Linked DNA regions of Homo sapiens: regions 1, 2, 3 and 4 are each linked to region 5. A link is a loop called in an ENCODE intact Hi-C map of the cell type or tissue named here. Cell type or tissue: heart left ventricle. All regions are shown on one strand. Region 1 overlaps LOC105370324 (a long non-coding RNA gene). Region 2 overlaps MBNL2 (muscleblind like splicing regulator 2). Region 3 overlaps LOC105370324 (a long non-coding RNA gene). Region 4 has its middle 150 kb from the start of IPO5. Region 5 has its middle 69 kb from the start of LINC00456.

What was found. Hi-C counts contacts between places; a loop is a spot of excess contacts. Peaks named below come from ENCODE experiments on the same cell type or tissue, not always from the same donor. Only the 100,000 strongest peaks of a DNase experiment are listed, where the experiment ranks them.
Region 1: a loop joins it to region 5, with 2.1 times the contacts of the local background. A loop is called at or near these places in 6 of 110 quality-filtered maps.
Region 2: a loop joins it to region 5, with 10 times the contacts of the local background. A loop is called at or near these places in 100 of 110 quality-filtered maps.
Region 3: a loop joins it to region 5, with 3 times the contacts of the local background. A loop is called at or near these places in 10 of 110 quality-filtered maps.
Region 4: it touches region 5 in a loop (4-fold over the local background); 16 of 110 quality-filtered maps call a loop at or near these places.

What each region holds. Positions count from the first base shown.
Region 1 is chr13:97,657,381-97,661,380 of GRCh38, forward strand. All of the region lies in intron 3 of LOC105370324 (a long non-coding RNA gene), which reads right to left. Among named protein-coding and RNA genes, the nearest start is that of RAP2A, 230 kb to the left of the region's middle. In heart left ventricle, a CTCF peak has its summit at 2,427 (motif pointing left); no DNase peak of the experiment used is centred here; H3K27ac peaks cover 567 bases.
Region 2 is chr13:97,342,657-97,346,656 of GRCh38, forward strand. MBNL2 (muscleblind like splicing regulator 2) reads left to right here. Exons shown (of 9, transcript NM_001382683.1): 4 at 360-560. Among named protein-coding and RNA genes, the nearest start is that of RAP2A, 90 kb to the right of the region's middle. In heart left ventricle, a CTCF peak has its summit at 2,078 (motif pointing left); a DNase peak (open chromatin) is centred at 2,065.
Region 3 is chr13:97,573,394-97,577,393 of GRCh38, forward strand. All of the region lies in intron 3 of LOC105370324 (a long non-coding RNA gene), which reads right to left. Among named protein-coding and RNA genes, the nearest start is that of RAP2A, 140 kb to the left of the region's middle. RefSeq lists an enhancer at 1,775-1,824. In heart left ventricle, a CTCF peak has its summit at 1,722; no DNase peak of the experiment used is centred here.
Region 4 is chr13:97,798,403-97,802,402 of GRCh38, forward strand. No RefSeq gene overlaps it. Among named protein-coding and RNA genes, the nearest start is that of IPO5, 150 kb to the right of the region's middle. In heart left ventricle, CTCF peaks have their summits at 2,075 (motif pointing left) and 2,280; a DNase peak (open chromatin) is centred at 2,099.
Region 5 is chr13:97,108,367-97,112,366 of GRCh38, forward strand. No RefSeq gene overlaps it. Among named protein-coding and RNA genes, the nearest start is that of LINC00456, 69 kb to the right of the region's middle. RefSeq lists a silencer at 1,637-1,816. In heart left ventricle, a CTCF peak has its summit at 1,715 (motif pointing right); a DNase peak (open chromatin) is centred at 1,695; H3K4me3 peaks cover 797 bases; H3K27ac peaks cover 970 bases.

The DNA.
Region 1 (4,000 bases), 550 kb after region 5:
GAAAGAGGCTTAATTGACTCACAGTTCCACATGACTGGGGAGGCCTCAGGAAACTTACAATCATGGCAGAAGGGGAAGCAAACACATCCTTCTTCAAATGACAGCAGCAAGAAGATGTGCAGAGCAAAAGGGGTAAAAGCCCCTTATGAAACCATCAGATCTTGTGAGAACTCACTCATTATCATGAGAACAGCATGAGGGTAGCCACCCCCATGATTAAATTACTTCCCATCGGCTCCCTCCCATGACACATGGGAATTATGGGGATTACAATTCAAGATGAGATTTGGGTGGGGACACAGAAAAACCATATCACCTTCTCAGAAGAAGAAGCCACTATGCTTCCTGCACGGTCTGCAGAATCATGAGCCAATTAAACCTCTTTTCTAAATAAATTACCCAGCCTCAGGTATTTATCTATAGCAATGTGAGAACAGACTAACACATCAATGGTAGGTAATTCCAAGAGGATGTGGATAAAAGGGTCCAGCATTAGGCAAAACATAATCTTTTAACAAAAGACACATAATAAAACAAAGGTCAGTAAGGAAACACAGTAAATAGCCAAGTAGTCAACCGAATAAAGAAGATAATTTCAACATGGAAGCACTAGGAATAAAGCAATCCAGGAGAGCATAATAGAGAGTGATCGGGGTAGACACGGAAGAAGGATGACTTGAGGCTGGTGATTAATGCGGGCCTCTCAGAGACAGAAATATTGGAGCTATTGGAGACATTAATAATAAGGTGAACCAGTCATGAGAAGGTCTTGGAGAAGAATATTCCAGAAGTAGCCACCATAGATGCCCTAAGGCAGGGAAGAGGATGGTGTGTCCACAAAGAGAAAGGCCAAGAAGCCAAGATGTGAATGGTGGGAGCTGAGGTTGGACAGGTGGGCAGGCCCAGGTCCTAGAGGGCCGTGGGGGTCATGGATGGAGTCTGGTTACTGTCATCTCTGCTCTCAGTGCCCTTCCTCCACCCCAGGACCCCCACACATGCCTCCCCTCTGAAAGTGTCTGCCTGGGCACATTCTTGACAGAGCTCCTGGGTGGCTTTCTCAGTGGGAAAGTGAGTGGTAACTGATCCAAGGCTTTAATTTATGGCCTGCAGAAATATTTGCATTAGTATGAGTGAATCTTTAAAGACTGAGAGTCTATCGGGGTCATCTCTAAAAGTGGAATTTCAGATGCCTGGCATCATGGAGGAGGGACTTCAGGGCAGATGCCCTCCTGGGACCCTTTCTGTCACACCAGCAGATGGGACAAAGTCCTTCTGGCCCAAGTTTAACTCCAGGATATAGGCACTCAGCTCTGTCAGCAAAGAAATGAAAAGTGGCTTCCAGCAGCTTATTTAAAGAGCTCCTGATGCTTCCTAAGGAGCTTTATTTGGCACTCACCAATAGGTATTTCCTGAAAAAGAAAAAGAGGAAATTGACCCAATATCTTGTGATGAGGAAAGTCATTAGATAATTATGTCAATTTCTTGCTTCTATATGAAGCTCAAAAACAGAGTAAAACTCATTTAGTCAAACTAGCCAAATTACTTAGATCTCCAAATAGAGTAAAACTAATTTAGTCAATCTATTAATTTAAAGAAACTGGACTACTATAAGTGTAAAGTCCATAATATGATTTAAATGTCTGAAGAAAGGCTGCCTTCTTCTTTCTAGTAAATGGAGTGACTCAAGATTACCGCTAACTCAAAATTTCCAGAGTTTCTTCAGAACTTGATTCTACGAATGGAATGTACTTTGATACCACTTCATCTAGACAATGGTATAATTCATGCAATGTATGATTGAATATATGATTTTTGGCTCCCTTTAAGTCAACAGGATTCCCATAATCTCATCTTTAGGGGTTGTTTTCTTGGCAAACAAGTTTTTTTTATAGATAATTCAGAGGTAAATTTGTCAGCCATTATTATCACAAATATCATATTGTTGGTGTCTTCACTGACAGGGTTATATTAAAGTCCTGCAATCATTTCATCACAACTGATGATATCTTGGGAGATTGAGAATTCCTGGAGGAAGGCATAGCTATTTGAATTCTCTGAGTTAGCTATACAAGAAGGCAGCCATTCAGGTGAGCAGTGGCAGCCCATTTCAGGGACCTGGCGCAGGTGGGTGAGACCTGAGAGAGTGCTAAGCAGGCACGACATCCACGGACAAGGGGGAGTTGATGGTAAAACACAGCAGCTATGGATCTGAGTCCCCATAAGATTCTTCCCAAAGTTCAACAAAGACAAGCTAATAAGAGTTTCTCGAAATGCCTCAATCACAACATTTATGTCTTCAGGTTTGGATAATGCATTGCTTTTAGGGCCAGAAAGCTCTGAAAAGGTTGGTGATGGGTATTTCCACGGCACGTGGATTTGTGAAACCCACTTGAGCCCAGGCACACAGTGTGTGCAAAGCCAGACTGCCACCTACTGACATGCAGCAGGGGTGGTCCGGCATCCTTTTGTTGTTGGGTATAATACAGGTTCTGTCTATTACCAGTGGTCTACTGACCCCTCTGTGCTACTTGTTAAAACACAATAGAAAAGGAGTAATCATTGCCTTGAGACTTGAATTACATTTTTTTAATGGTTGAGAAAAAAAACACTCATCCTAAACATATCAAATGTCTGCTAGTGGATCCAAAATAGAAGAGCAACTATATCATGATGAGATTGAGTGGGACAAATATGATTTTATTTCAAACAACTCCCATATTTCTTCAATATGAGAGGTGAGAGACAACAGACTTGTTTCACTTAATGGAAAACTTCTTGAAGGCAGGAATTATTCTTACTTCTGTTTTCCCCCTGAACTTGACATCTTTCCCAGTGAATACTAAAGACTTAAAAATGTTTTGTTAATTCAGTGTTTACAATTTTAATAATTATAATTATTAAAATGAAAAACCAAATCAGATGCTCACGAAAATGCATCAAGAGAACCCTGGGCTTAAATCCTGTCTCTAATAGCTGTGTACCTTGGGCACCTTACTTAACCTCTCTGATTCTGTTTATTATTTTTAAAATGTAGGTGATGCAAACTATCTCATTGGGTTGATCTATGAGGATTAAATGACATCACGTAGATGGCATGCTTAGCATAGTGTTTGGCACACAGTAATCTTTCAGTGAACAGGAGATCATTTTTAAAGTAAAGCAGGCCTGAGGTCCTGCCTGCTACCCGTTGTGACCTGGCTTGGAATCCTCCAGCCTCCGCTTTCCTTAGCAGTTTAAAAAGACTCTGCAACTGGCCAGCACCTTGCCCGACCTAACATGTGAGCACAACCCAGAGAGCCGGTGCAAGGCAGGCTGGGGAAGCAAGAGATTAATTGAACATTTTTCTTATTGTTATTTTTAGTTACAAAACTGCAGGCAAACAGTTTCTCTTCCTGTCGGATAGTGCATCTCTGGCTGGAAGGCAGGAACGCAGGTGGGAGGAGGCCTGACCATTAATCATAAGGAAGCAGGGAAGGAAATTGAGACAGGAAATGTCAGCATCAAAATGTCCTTACTCTGGGTCAGTCTTAAGGTGCATCCCCAGACCAGCATGTTAAAAGCTGGGGCCTGACTACAAACAACACCAGCGAAGAGGAAACGCCCGGCAGTAGAATGTCAAACCAAAAATAAATTGGGCATGTTTCCCTTCTAAGGCAGAGGGACTAGCTCCTCTTATACTTGGCTCTCAAATTCTTGCTAAAATTCCGGGAAGCCGTCTTGAAAGAAAATGCTTTCATATGGATAAACGTCATGGTAAATGCCAAAATAGTGGAGGATGGAGCATAGATGGCTTCATGTAACTTTTCTGGGCCTCTGTTTTCTAATCTGTGAAATGGAGATAGAATCCCTGTCTTTCTCTCCTCACAGGGCTGTTAGGAAGACCACAAGGATAACGACGGTGAAGGTGGGGTTGTTGTGACTCTGACAGTTCTTTTGCCCACTGTCCTGATAGAAAATGACAGCCAAAACCTTTACCATGCATCTTGTGTCTCAGTCAACT
Region 2 (4,000 bases), 230 kb after region 5:
AAAGATTATTAGTCAGTATTCTATAGCTTTTACTACCTTAGTGTTATAACATTTAATAGTTTGGAATGTTGAGTAATTAGAGTTGAAATTATTTTCTTTTGTTGAGAACACTTTCATAGGGACAAAAGCTTAATCTAGTTCCTGTAACTAGAGGTTTTTTATGATGTTCTCTCATATTTCTGTATGGTTTGGGGAAGAGAGGGTCTACATGGATGTCATTTTTATTATAGGTCAGCATTGAGCTATACAATTAACACAGAGTATATGATGAATACATTTTGCTCAAATGACATTTGCTGGTAATTTTTTAAAGTTTTATTCTAAATAACTCTTTCTCCTGTGTTGTCTTCCTTTAACAGCCCACTTTCCCTGTAGGTCCCGCGATAGGGACAAATACGGCTATTAGCTTTGCTCCTTACCTAGCACCTGTAACCCCTGGAGTTGGGTTGGTCCCAACGGAAATTCTGCCCACCACGCCTGTTATTGTTCCCGGAAGTCCACCGGTCACTGTCCCGGGCTCAACTGCAACTCAGAAACTTCTCAGGACTGACAAACTGGAGGTACTTCAATTCTACTTGTGTTTTGACATGCATTTGTGGTAGAAATATACTTCTGTGTAAGTGATTGCTTGTAAGATATTAATTCAGTCTTGCAAAACAGCCATGTAAACACACACACACAAACTCACCTAAAACCCATGTATTCATAACTCTGTGGTTTGAAGTTAAGGCCAAGTATAAAGGAAATTAGTCTATGGAAAAGACTAGTTTTAACACAAAAATCAGCTGCATGGAATATGCGTTTAAGGGAAAAATATTAAACAATCAATGGAACAGTGACTCAATCATGATGCAGCCCATAGAGATGGCTCCAGGTCCTGAAGGCCTCCTCATGTCAAGGTGTAATCCTTGCAAGACCCTGGAAAGTTCTGGAAACTGGTGGATCAGGAGCCCAGCAACCAGGGCAGCCGAGGACACTCAGGGACACTGGTGGGAGTAAGTGGGACTACAACTATTTACCAATTGGTATGATCATATTTCAATGTCTCAAGAACAAGCATGGCTGCTCTAGTGTGTTCTGGCATATTAGTTCTGATTGTGTTGTTGCTAAACAGGGGAAATTGGAGGATGAGTAAATTTAGTTTTTTGTTTTGTTTGGTTTGGTTTTGAGACGTAGTTTCGCTCTTGTTGCCCAGGCTGGAGTGCAATGGTGCAATCTTGGCTCACCACAACCTCCTCTGCCCGGGTTCAAGTGATTCTCCTGCCTCAGCCTCCCAAGTAGCTGGGATTATAGGCATGCGCCACCACGCCTGGCCAATTTTGTATTTTTAGTAGAGACAGGGTTTCTCCATGTTGGTCAGGCTGGTCTCGAACTCCCAACCTCAGGTGATCCGCCAGCCTCGGCCTCCCAAAGTGCTGGGATTACAGGCGTGAGCCACCGCGCCCAGCCCGTAAATTTAGTTATTAATTGAGATATTTTCTTTAACTTCAATTGTTCTATAACATTCAAGAAAACAAGTTCCTATATATAAAAAACATCGTTCTTAAGTTATGAATCAAACCAAACCTCCTGTACTTTGTTGGGTAAAATTTCTCTTTAATCAGAGCTGTAGAACTCATCTATGTATCTTACTGCTATATCCCTATGATATTCACTACAGCATTTCATAAGGGTGTATAAAGATTCTCATAGATTTTTCAGAGAGCTCCTTTAATTCCATTACTGATTAAAGGTGTTAGGTGATGCATCTGGTTAGGACGTACACAGTGCTTTCTGTTAGTGGGATTATTAGAGAATGTTCTTTCAATGTGCATTTGTTTAAATATTAACCCAATAAACCTTGAAGGCAATAAAATGTGGCTGCCTAATAACCTGTGCAAGTTTTAAAACTCAGAATTTCAAACTGCAAATATTTTAGAAGATATTTATTTTTTCACTTAGTTTCAATCTGGATGCCCAGATGAAGAGAATGGAAACTCTAATTGTTACTATTTTGAAAAGATCCAGCCTACCCTTGTCAATTACTGAATAGACCTTTCACAGGACTGGAAAAGTGTTTTGGGCTCCACCTGCTGGACCCACGGAGCTTTTGTGTTCAGTATGTGACTGTACTTTAGAAAACAAATTAAATCAGTGGAATTGGGAACAAATTGTCCTTCTCAACAGGGCTGGTAGACAAAGACATGTAAAAATGAATCACAATGATTTTAGCAGAGCGGCTTTTGGTTCATTTCAAACCAGGAATGAAGTCAGCTGCACACAAAGCACCTTGGTAGGAGCCTGATGGCTGGTCCACACCTATGATGCTATCAGACAGAAGTCATTCCATTGATGGAGGAAGGCTTGCTCAGAATCCGTGGGAACATCTTAGTGATTTATTTTGCGCATTTTATGAACTAAAGTTAGAATGTTGGCTAATATCCAAAGTAGGAGGAAACAATTAACAATCTGGTGATTTATGCTATCTACCTTCAAGCTGGCCTGGTCACTGGTCAGTGAAACAGTATTTCCTAAGTATGTCTGACTTCCACAATACTTGAATTTCATGTCAGGGGCCCTTCATATAACATCACTAATGATCAGCGTGATGATCATTTACATATCCACTTTGGAATTGGAGCCTAAAAATAAATAACTTACGATTCTACTCATAATTATTTCCTGCTAATATTTATGAGCAGAGAAGAATTATATAAGCAACATGCATATGTTATTTATGCTATTTTATGTTATCTATATGCAGGGCATAATTAAGAATACTCTTCAAATTCTAAAGAAATATTTTTTCATACAGTAAAATCTTGATCCACCAGAATTCTCAGGGGATAGAGAATCCTAGTTACTTGAGATTTCAGGATAATTTAGCATTAAAGAATTTTTAAAATAAACTATTTCCCTCCATTTTTCTTTCTCTATATCTCTTGCCGTATTTCTCTCCTTTTGTCTTTTTTTTCTTTTCTGTGCTGTCAAAAATAGTATAGTGACCTTAAAAATGAAAATTTTGGTGTCTTAGATATTGTTCTTCTGATTTATGATTATGTTATCTTTGTAGAGCAGGAGAGAAGGAGTGGGAAACAGGAGTGTTCAGATTCCCCCCACCCCACCCCACCCCACCCCCTTAGAGAGAGGAGGAACAAGTTTGTCGTCATTTTCTCTGATTCTTTTTGTACAGCTATGACCTGGTAGCTTGATATAGGTGAAATTATCCCTCCACACACACAAAAAAAAACCTATAGCATTGTCAGAATTGTCATACAAGTAGGTGATTGAAGATATAGAGAGAGGTAGATAGATTATAGGTGATTGACAGATTAAATAGATAGATTATAGGTAGGTAAGCAGGTATATAGATAGGTAGGTAACTAGATTAGATAGATGATTAATTAATTGATAGATTTTAGATAGATCAGTAGATGATAGATGATGGATGGCTGGATGGATAGATGATAGATGGATGAATGAATGGCTGGCTGGATGGACGGATAGATAGATGGTAGGTAGGTAGATAGATGATAGATAATATTAGGTTGGTGCAAAAGTAATTGCAGTTTTTACCATTAAAAATAATGATAGATTAACAGATAATAGATGGATGGATGGATGGATGGATGGATGGATAGATGGATGGGTGGATGGATAGATAGATGGATAATAGATAATAGAGGGATAGATTGATAGATGATAGATAATAGATGATGGATGAATGAACAGGTGGATAGATGATTGGATAGATTGATTGATGGTAGATGATAGATGAAGGAATGGATGCATGGATAAATAGATAGATGATAGATATATGGATGGATGGATAGACAGACAGACAGATCGATAGACAGCTGCATAATATGCTACCCAGGGACAATGGAGGCCTTGTTGCTTTTCCTTTGTTATTTTAGCTGAACTGCAGATTTCGTATTATTTTCTCAATATAGATTTTCACCCTAGAAAAGGCGGTAAAACAAAACTCAAATGACTGTGTCAGAGATTGTGGTTACCTGGG
Region 3 (4,000 bases), 470 kb after region 5:
ATGTTGGTCCCTCACCAACCCTGGGGACTTCTATCTTGAAAACTATCGTAATTGGCAAAATCAGCCCTGGTCAATATCAGGCTTGCAGAGAAAATAGGGGATTAAGAGGGAGAAAATAAAAATGGTATTTCATATATTTTTTAAAGCAAAGGTTTGAGAAAATAGCAAATTATTTCTTTCCTTTATTTTACTGAATTCTTCTGTACCAAAGCAATGCATGCTTATAACAAGGACAGTGGAGCTATGTAAAGATAGTTAAGAGTCTCCCCCTCCATGCTTCTAATCTCAGTATCCTGAGATAACCAATATTAAGTTTTATAAGTACTCTCCCACAACTTTCCTTATGTTTATACACATATATGTAAATATATTTAAGGATATACAGGATAAATATATATGGAATATATCTCCTATATATGAGATAAAGGTGTACATATTATATAGGATTTTGCTTTAACAAAACTAATGTTACCACTACTTAGTAGTTTATTTCATTTAATAATAACACTATAGATTTCCCTTAACTTTGGTTCCTATAGATGTAATCTTTTATAAAAGCTGCATAATTATCAATAGTAAGAATGAGCCACAATTCAACCATTTATATTTTTTTCAAATAATTTTTTTCCATCACACACAATGCTGGGATAACAAACTTACACATACTTTACTTTTTTTTTAAATTTTTTATTTTTTGAGATGAAGTTTCGCTCTTGTTGCCCAGGCTGGAGTGCAGTGGCATGATCTCGGCTCACTGCAACCTCGGCCTCCCTGGTTCAAGCGATTATCCTACCTCAGCCCCCTGAGTAGCTGCCTTATTTATTTCTGTAAACTATATTTCTAAAAAATGGAACTTCTGTGTCAAAGGGCATATGTATATATATTACATTTTAATACCACTAGATTACTTTTTTAAGAAGACTGTAACAATTTAAATCTCCATGAACACTGAAAAGCATATGAATTTCCCACCACCCTTGCCAGTACTAGATGCCATCAATCTTCTAAACGTTTGCCAGTCTGACAGGCAGAAATCAAATTTCCATCATTTTATTTTTGTTTACCTGACTACTAGGGGGTTTGAGCATCTTTTCATATTTTATTGACCATTTATATTTCCTTTACTATGAATTGCCTGATCATAGCTTTACCTAATCTATCAATCAAGTTGTTTTTCTTTTCTATATCAGTGTGTAGGCACTTAGTTTATTAGGGATATAACCCTTTGTCTGTCTTATATGTGACAAGTAGCTTTCCCTAGATGATGATCATTTAAAAAAAAAAAAAAAAAAAAAACTACATATGATGTTTTGTGACATACGGAAATCTTTATTTTTATGTAGCCTAACTTGTAATTTTTTTTATGGCTTCTGAATTTCTCTTTCAAATGAACTTTAAAACTAGCTTAACAAATTTCTCTTAAATAAATCCTTTTGAGGTACTGATTGGGATTGAACTGAATTCATAGATTAGAGTAATGACCTCTTCACAGTAATGAGTGCCACCATCGCCCACCCTTGCCCCAAAAGTGGTATGATTTTCTCTATATTTAGGTTTTCTTTTATGTCCTTCAGTACTGGTTAGTACTTTCCTTCATTTAGGTCTAAGGCATATTTCAATTGGTTTACTCCTGGGCCTTGATGATTTGTCTGGCAACTAGAATAACATCTTTTCCTGCTCCAGTCTCTGGAGTAGAAGGCTGTGTTTGGAGGCAGCGCAGCCCAGTGGTGGAGGCCGAAGTCTGCAAGCTCAGATTCCCTCGACTGACATCCCAGATCTTCTACTCACTGGCTCTGTGCATGGAGCTAAGCTGACTCCTCTTTCAACAGATTCCCTCGCCGCTGAAGTAGGGATGACAACAGCATACCTCTTCAGTTTGTTGTGAGGATTAAATGAGATAATAACATCACATCTTTAGCACAGACTCTAGAACAGAGTAGTAATTATATGATAACAAAGACAGTGACTATGACGAAGAGAATGATGTAAATCTATTGTTCACACACTCTTACTGGTTTTCATTCCCTTGGCTTTTGTAGGTAGAAAATCATATACCCTTCTAATTGTGACGATTCATCCATTTCCTTGCAATGTTTATGGATTAGTCCGCTCTCGAATTGCTATAAAGAAACGTCTGAGACAAGGTAATTTATAAAGAAAGGAGGTTTAATTGGTTCACGGTTCTGCAGGCTGTACAGGAAGCATGGTTGAGGAGGAAATTTTCAATTATGGCAGAAGACAAAGGGAAAGTAGGCACGTCTAACATGGCCAGAGCAAGAGCAAGAGAGAAGGGGGAGGTGCTACACTTTTTAATAACCAGATCTCATGAGAACTCTATCAGGAGAACAGCACTAGGGGAGCGGTGCTAACCCATTAGAAACCACCCCAGTGACCCAATCCCTCTCACCAGGTCCCACCTCCAACATTGGGGATTACAACTCAGCATGAGATTTGGGTGGGAGAAAAGAATAAAAATGGTACCAAATATATTTTTTAAAACAAAAGTTTGAGAAAATAGTCAATTATTTCTTTCATTCATTTTACTGAATTCTTTCCGTACAAAAGCAATACCTACTTATAGCAAGAACAATGGAGCCATGTGAAGTGAATAATCTCCCCCTCCTTATCAGTTTCCATGTTTGTTTCTTTTATTGTCTAACTACACTGGCTAAGCCCTCCATTACACTGTTGAACTGGAGAAGTGAGAGCTGGTCTTACTGCTTTGGTACTGGCTCTAATGTAAATGCATTTCATTTTCCTAAGTATAACAATTACAGTATGTTCCTGATAGTCAACATAACTTATTGACATAAAGTTATTTATAATATTCTCGTATCATTTTTACTCCAATCTGTAGCCACGTCCCTTTTTCATTTATATTAGTTATAAATTCCCTCTATTATTATTGAAAAAGGTTTCCATATTCTATATTAGTCTCTTTGAAAACCAACAGTTGACTTTAATACCCACCATTTTGTATTTTTTTCTGCTCTCATCTTTATTATTTCCTTCTACTTTCTTTGGGTTTGTTCTTTTCTAATTATTGAGTTGGACCCTTAGCTCCCTAATTCTTTAATTTTCTTTTATATTGATTATATAACTTGTTTCTTTCCTATTCCCTTATGAATTTAAAATTATGCATGGATTTTTTAATAGAGTCTAGGGTTAATAAGGATTTCTACCTTCTCCACTTGTCTCCTATTTTAAATTGTTTCATTTTTCGTTTCAGTTTAGCAAGTAGATTTACTCACCAATGTATTTACCAATTTCTTTGACCATTATTTATTCATTTTTCTTTTTTCTTGAGATTCAATCCATATCCACATAATTCAACTATTTAAAGTGTACAATACAGTAGTTTTTAGTACATTTACAGAGTTGTGCAACCATCACTGCTATCAATTTTAGAACTAATCACCCCAAAAAGAATGTTGTGCCCATTAGCAGTCCCTCTGTTTCCCCAAACCTCTCAGCCCTAATCAACTACTAATCTACTTTCTGTCTTGAAATGTGCCTGTTCTGTACATTGCATATGAATTGAATCATGCAATATGTGGTCTCCTGTGTCTGACTTCCTTTGCTTTGTAGAGTGTTTTCAAGGTTCATCCATGTTGTAACATGTATCAGTACTTCATTACTTTTAACTCTCAAATAATAGTCCATTGTATAGATATACCACATTTTATTTATCTACTCGTTAGTTGATGAGCATTTGGTTGTTTCCATATTTGGGCTATTAAAAATAATGCTTCCATGAACATTCATGTACAAGTTTTTGTGTGGACATTTTTTTTTTGTTTTCTTGGTATAAATCTAGGAGTAGAATTGCTGAGTCATATAGTAGGTCTGTATTTAACCTTGTGAGGAACTGCCAGGCTGTTTTCCAATATGGCTCCACTATCTGACATCCCCACCAGCGGTGTATGAGGGTACCAACTTCTCCACATCCCCATCAACACTGTTATTTTCTCTTATTTATAGTCATATTAGTGGGTATGAC
Region 4 (4,000 bases), 690 kb after region 5:
CTATCTGGTGGGAATCAGAAAGGCATCAGGGAAAAGCAGCTTTGGAGATAAGTCTAAACAAGGAGAAATATTTCAACAGGTAGAGATGAGGTGTGAATCTACAATGTTCCTCTAAACTTCTGAAACATTCACACCTTTAAATTTTTCACTGAACTGTGTTGGGCTTAATTCATTCAGTTTCAACCCCTCATTTGCCTATTTTTCTCCACCGAAGTTGCAGCGTGATGGGAACAACGCGTTCTGCCTCCGCCCACTGGCTGGCAGAAGCGTAATGCCTGCGAGCAGAAGGGGTAATACTGGAGGCTGAGTCACAAGCTCCATTCTTCTTTTTTAACTGCTCTATTGAGGTATCATTGACAAATAAAAATTGTATTTATTTAAGGTTTACTGTTTGATGTTTTGATATATATGCATTGTGAAATGATAACCATGGGTCAAAGGGAACATAGCTTCAATTATGCAGACTCCACTCTGACTTGTAGCCCTACTGATGAAATGCTGCTCTGTAGCTCTGGTGGTCTGATGTTTTTACACCAAAAACAGGCCAAGCCAAATAAGTTTCGGGAGACTGTCCTGGCAGGAAGCCTTTATATTTAGATTAATCCAAAAGGCGTCATTTGTTAACTGCGGCACACTGTGCCTGAAGCGCAGGTCACGCAGAACATCTGGTTTTGGTCAAGTCTTAGTTTGTATTCAGTTTTCCAACTGGGCTGAGTCAACACAAGTTCAAAGTATGTGCCCTGTAACAGACAATACAGCCTGCTATTGAGCTGTCCGGGACACCCAGCCTTCTGCCCTAACTCTGTCACCTTCGACAGGGTATACCTTTAATCTCGGTGACTCGAGGAAAAGCAAAGGGACGCCTGTGTTTTCTGTGCATTCATTCATTAGCTCTTCATTAAGACATTGTCATTGACAATCAAACAAATGTTAATGGCATTTCTTTTTTTTCCTTTGAAATCAAGATAACTCTTGTTCAGACAACATACAACATCATGTCTAGAACATACTATCAGGACTAAAGCCAAATGCATTATGCAGTGTCCCCTCTAATGGCAGTGTGTGGATGCTGAAGGGTTTGTGAACATTCTGGGTGAAGCTGCAAGCTCTTTTATTTTATTTATTTTTTTTTTTGGAGTGTGTTTTCATTTCGACGCTTGTATTAATGTAAATAGCTCCTCTGGGTAATCACCTTATAACCAATTACATTTCCAGATTTCATGGCTCATGTTTGCATTTCTGTTTGTAGTTATGTTGGAGAACCATCCAGATAATGGGAAAAGAAGTGAGATTAATCGATAAATGAAGCATTCTCACTTAATGAAAACAAAATGATGCTAAAATGACTCACTATACAGATGAAGGTTTGTCATGGCATAAGTAAAATAATGTAATAGGAAAATTGATTAACCACATAGCACATGGGAGTATAGGCACAGCAAACTCATGCCAAATTCAGTGGTGAATAGCCATGTAGTTTCAGCAAAATAACACCATCCTCTACATCCCATTAATGTTGTCAATTTGTCACCTTTTAAATTTTTATTTGTATTAACTTTATAAATTTTATTTTAATAAATCATTTTATAAAAGCTGTAAACATAGCATGTTCTCTCTAGTTTTATGTTTTTATGCATTAGGTAAAATAATAAAAATGTAAAAACAATTTAAGTCAAAAATTAAAATATCAAAAGTGTTATTACCCTTTTGCTCAAATTTGAGAAATAGTGAAGTAAGCCTAATCCTCCCTATGTGTCTAAAATGTGATGGGCTAGGTCAACAAGGCAAGAGCCCTGACTGATTTTCAAGCCAGTTGAATTAGACGAGAAGAGTTTTAGAATAATAAAAGCAAAAACGGTCAAGGAGCTAAGAGTTCAAATCTCAACTATGCCATTTGCAGAGTGTCAGAACTTAGATAAGCTACTTCCACTTCTCTGGGCTTCAGTTTAATCATCTGTGAAATAAGGAGGTCTTAGTATAGAACTATTTCAGGTCCCTTTCAACTCTGAAATTTTATGGTTCTATTTCTCCTTTATTCTAAAGAAGTTAAAAGACAGTCTCTGGGTCGTAGAAGCCTGCCCTCTGCTGGCCGAAGCCCATTCTTCAATCCTGACGTCTGCCAAGTGTGGAGATGAAGAGACCTAGACCGGCCTCAGCCCTAGAAAAAGGTCTAGGCCCTAGAAAAAGTTAGGGCCAGACGCGGTGGCTCATGCCTGTAATCCCAGCACTTGAGGCAAAGATGGTCCGGTCCCCTGAGGTCAGGAGTTCGAGACCAGCCTGACCAACATGGGGAAGCCCCATCTCTACTAAAAATACAAAAAATTAGTCGGGCGTGGCAGCGCATGCCTGTAATCCCAGCTAGTCAGGAGCCCGAGGCAGGAGAATCGCTTGAACCCGGGAGGCAGAGGTTGCAGTGAGCCAAGATGGTGCCATTGCACTCCAGCCTGAGCAACAGAGCGAAACTCCGTCTCAGAAAAGAAAAAAAAAAAAAAAGTAAACAAAAAGGCAGCCTACTTTGCTTTTTTTTTTTTTTTTCTTTTTTTCATCTTCTTTCTGTTATTTTCTTTTCTTGGATTCTGCTCTTGGAGTAAGGGAATGCTGAAATGTCCTTCACAGTCATCCTCATCTCTAATCTGTTCTTAGGCAACAGCCCTGTCTATACGCAGTCACCCTACAGCGACTGGGTTTATACCATGACATCCCAGTCTCGCCTCACCACAGCTAACTGGCAAGTCAAGAGCAGCTAATCCAACTATTCGGTATCCTATGGCATGACCTGGAGGAAAAACAGGAGCTGCATGGTGTAGTCTTGCATATGAATTGATGAAATCTTAAGCTAAAGAGGTGTCAGAGTCCACCCCCAAGATGTCCCTGGAGATCTCCACCTCCTAGCCTTTATGTCTTGTGTCGTCCCCTCCCACAGTGAATGGGACTGACCTGTGGCACCAATAGCATATTGTAGAAATGGCAACATGTGACTTCCGAGGCTGGGTTATAAAAGCGAGCTGCCTCCGCCTTGCTTGCTCTTGGATCACTCCCTCTGGGGGAAGGAAACCAGCTGCCATATTGTTAGGACACTTGGCAGCCTATGGAGAGCCCACATGGTGGCAAACTGAGACTCCTGCCAACAGCCAGATGAGTGAGCCATCTTGGAAAAAGATCCTCTATCCCCAGTTATGCCCTGCAATGACTACAACTCTGGTTGTTGTCTTGACTACACCCTCATCACAGACTCTGAGCCAGAAACACCCAGCTAAACTGCTCTGAATTCCTGATCACCAGCAACTGTGTGAGATAATGTTTATTGTTTGGTGCCACTAAGTTATGGGGTAATTAGTTACAAAGAAATATATATCAAATATAAGAGATGGCACCCTGAAGGCATCTTTTGGGAAATTCAGGGAAGATCTGGGGCTATCAAGGACCCCTGGTATTTATACCCCTCATGATGTAAGTCCCATCTGTATGCACTAAGAAAGGAGGTCTAGGGGTTCTCATGGGTAGTTACCAGGATTGCTATGTCTGGAGGCAAATATGACTAGGAAGTATATTTTGGTAATGCTCTGGCCTATTGGGTAGAGAAACATAATGTAGAATCATGACATAAGAAATTAGTCAAGGAAAAGACAAAATTTCAACCCATATGTAAAATAAGTTGGCAGGCCCTGCCATAAGGCACAAGAGGGTAAAAGTAACACAGCTTTGAACAACAACAACAACAGAGTAACAGCTAGAATCAATGTGTTTGTGGGTGCATTCAGAAAGTAAAGGAGTACACATGTATGTTGGGAGACAAAGGAAGGATGAATACAAAAATCAAGACTGAGAAAGGTGGGGTTGAGGAAGTTGCAAAAACTGTAGGCTTAGTGCCTACATAGGGTATCCAAAAAGTCCAATGTGCTGTCTTCAAATGGGCATGGTAAACCCTGCTTGCTTGGGACAGATATCAATATCCAGTTGAGTTTTATCTGAATGGTGAGACATCGCACAGCTGGTCAGG
Region 5 (4,000 bases):
CTCACATTAAATTATGCTTGGCGTGTACTATAAGTCTGGAAACCCTGCCAGATTCGGTCTCTGGCTGCAACGTGGCTGCCTCTGACTAAGGAGGCTTGATGGGTATTTTATCATCTTTTTAGAGATGGACGTCGCTTGGGCCTTCTTAGGTAATGCGAGGTATGGTGTTTCCATGAGACCAGAGTAGCTCTCAAGGTGTGATATTTTTCTAGGGGAAGAGCTCTGGGAAAGGGGCTCATGTATTTTTGGCCCTAGACCTGACTTTTTTTAGCTGGCGAATGTGATAAACAGGCTGAATCCTAACTTTCTGTTGGCTGCCCTGATTCTGCGCTGACTCAGCTTTCTTTGTGGCTTCCTGCCAATGCATGTAAGGTACCATCCAAAGTCTGGGAGAAGATGCTCAGTCATCTTTTTATTGTTTCTAGAGAAATGTCCTTAGTGAACAAATAGCCCTGATTGACAGCCATAAAATAAGAGAATTATATCATATAATGTCTACGGTGCTTTCCAGTGTGTGCATTTTTAAACTTTGAAATTTCCAGTTAAATTGAGAGGGAGAGATGCTTCATAGCCCCACAAGAGGTGGAGAGGGGGAACCTTAAAGTATTTCCTGAGCTGAAGTTTCCAATGAAGCAGAAGCATGTTGTAAGTCAGTATCCAGACTAGACAAGACTAAAGTGTCCACTCTCTTTATATCAGAGAGGAATCAAACTAAAACTTTTTGAGGGAAGGTTCAGATTGAGAGTTAGTCTGCTTAATAAGGGATAAATGACCCCACCAGCTCATTAAGTGGAACCTCAGGGACTCACCCTGGAGAATGTACAAATGTGCATCTCTCTCTCCTGGACCCTGATGAGCATAGGATAAACATGCTTAATTTGTAATATTCCTTTCTCTGCAACATAAATGACGTATCTTGGGCAGGCAAGGCTGACCCTTTGATATATTTCACCCATGGTAGGATCTTTAAAACATGAAAGTTTGTTCAGAGACCACAGCTCTAAGCCTGTAGATCATTTTGGAGAGGATGGAAGCCAGGTAGCCTTTGGCAGGGCCCCTGGCATGCTTGGTGCTGTCTTGCTTGATGAGAAATGTGTGGTTCCACCGCCGGGGGTGGGCGGGGGGATTATCCAACAATTTATTTCTACACAACAACGGCACATGAAAAAAAAAAAAAAAGGCTTGGCTCAGAATGTGAGAGCTGAAATGAACCTTCAGGGTCACCTCCATCAACCCCTCTCTCCGCAAACAAAGAACACCAGGACCCCACACGGCTAAGTGGGTGGGTCCCGCTCCCATAGCTAATTAACGGCAGACTCAGGTATAGAAACCTGGTATCTGTAATCAAAATGGCCCTAATTCAAAACCTGGTCGGGCCACTCAGTAAGCCATGTTCCCCTCGGTAATTTATCCAGTCCCCCCTGAGCCTCACTTTGCTCCGCCACAAAACAAGAATGACCCTCCTTGCTTTTTAGGGCTCCTCTGCAGATTAAATTCATTAGCACCTCGAACGTTGGAAAGACACAATATTTTCTTGCCCTCCCCTCCTCTTATCAGCTTGAATCGATGCGTCATGAACTCAGTGATTTCCTCTTCGCAAGCCTGCTCTGGATGCAGTCTGGTGTTACATAACCGGCTGGCTGAGGACGCAGGTCCCCTGGGCGCTGCCGGCGCGCTGTGACCAGACACGCGGGCGCGGGTGGGGGGTTCCGTCCAGCAGAGGGCGGCAAAGGACGCCCGGCGCGGTCCCACGGCCCTGCGGGCGAGCAGCAAGCTACTGCGTTCCCTTCGGGAAGGCCTAATGAGCTCTTCCTGCACCGTGTTCTTTTCGGTAGAAGCATTTTTCCTGCCTCACTTAAGTGAGTACACAGTGTTTTGGCAACTGCCATGTGTCCATATTTTTTTTTAGTTTTTGCTTTGTTTGGTTCTGGTTTACTTGAGGGGCGCTCATGACATTTGCTAAGCATTTCCACGCTTATGGTCTTCTCGCAGTTTGATGTCTCCAGTGCCCCAAAAGGAGTCATTTTTATTCCCAATTTACAGATGATGACGGCGATATTCAGATAAGTTTAGTGACGTGGCAGAAGCAGATGCCCTTTCTAAACCAAGGAAGGGGCTGGGATGAGGAAGGGGAGGTATTTAATTTGACCGTTTCTGCCTCCTTCTGTCAGACATATTCGACAGGATTTATTCGGTGCTTGAGGTAAGTCAGGTACTTTTGTAAGTGCCTGGGAACATGAAATAAAAAGGAGGTGGCAAGTCTTCAATTTAATTCGAAAGACTGCATAATTTTTTTGACCTCTGAAAGTGGTTTGGGAGGAGGTAGAGGCTGGGTTTCCTGCAGTGTAGACAGGGTCTGTTACACCCGCTCCCTCCCAGAACTGCTGGATCCCAATCTGCAGTTTCACAAGCCCCCAGGTGACTTATCCACACACTTTAAAGTGTGAGATGCGCAGCCCTGGAGGGCACCCAGGAGCTCCATTCAAATATTTGGAAGGCCAATATTTGAAAGAGTAAGTGTATTTGTTTTGTTTTGCTCTAAAAGATAGGTTTAAGTTTAATTAACATAAGCCACAAGAAAACGAGATTTCCAAATCCTGTAATGAACAGGGGATTTGGAGTCGGGCCTTCTCCTAAACCTTACTAGCTTGTTACTAGTTGCCAGGTGAGTTGAAGCTGGAGGGACTTGGCGAAACTTCTTCTCTCTGATTCTTATGACTCCTAAGATGGGAATGTTGTTCTCTAGCCCCCACTGGGTGACTGCTGTTGGCTTTTCCCCATCGAATAAGATAGGAAATTTGAAAGTTGTAATTATTAACTGCCCGGGTCAGAGATAGAGCGCTCTGCTCTGTGAGGTAGTAAGTGGCTCTTCACACATTGAGGGACAGTGCAAATGGAGGTGGGGATGTATATTTGGGGCTCTTATGAAATTCAGTATGGTTGGGGCATGTAGTGGGGATGGAGGTGGAGGTGAAGAATGCGAGAGCTGATGGCACAATTAGGACTAGAACCCAGAAGTTCACTCATTTCATAGTTATTGTGTTAGAAGTAAGAGCAGTCCCCACAATGCCCCACCCTTAGTTTGGCTCCCCCGCTCCCCCCGCCTTACAGACAGGGTCTTGCTCTGATGTCCTGGCTGGAGTGCAGTGGTGCCATCATAGTTCACTGTAGCCTTGAAACCCCCCTGGGCTCAAGGTGTGAGCCACTACACCTGGCCTGACGCCTTAAAACTAATGCTAGATGACATCTGCTTAGTTGGGAGCATCACAGACCACATACCAGGGGTGTCCAATCTTTTGGCTTCCCTGGGCCACACTGGAAGAGGAAGAATTGTTTTGAACTACACATAAAATACACTAACACTAACAATAGCTGACATGTTAAAAAAATAAAACAAACTCATAATGTTTTAAGAAAGTTTAAGTATTTGTGTTGGGCTGCATTCAAAGCTGTCCTGGGCCACATGCCACCCATGGGCTGCAGGTTGGAAAAGCTTGACCTGGATTCTTCTAGCTAATTGTGAGTATAGGAGAAGGCCGTCTGTTTACTGCTTCTGGAGCCCTCTGCGTAAGTGCAATTAGGAACGAGTGGAAACAATGAGGAGGGGAGCATAAGAATAGCTTGGTTGTGACCACTGGAACCCAAAGCAGCACTTGTCTTGTCAGCGCTGTGTTATCAATCAGGAAGGCAGCCGTGGCTTCTCCCGGGAGGCAGGCACCAAGATGAGGAAGCCTGAAGTTCTGGGCCCTGCAGAGTCCTTTCAGTGCAGGGGGGCAGAGAGAAGGAGCGTGAGGAGACCCACATGGGAGGCATGCAGGAGGCCCTCTGTGTATGTCTATGGAATGGGCCCCTCAAGGAGCCGCTAAGCAGCGGGAAACTCCACCCACTGGCTTATTCTCACCCCTGGGCTCCTCCATCCCCTCACCCTTCATAGAGCCCAAAACAAAGACAAAACTTGTGCCAGCTTCAGAAAGGTCAGTTCTGATTTAGACCTTTGGTC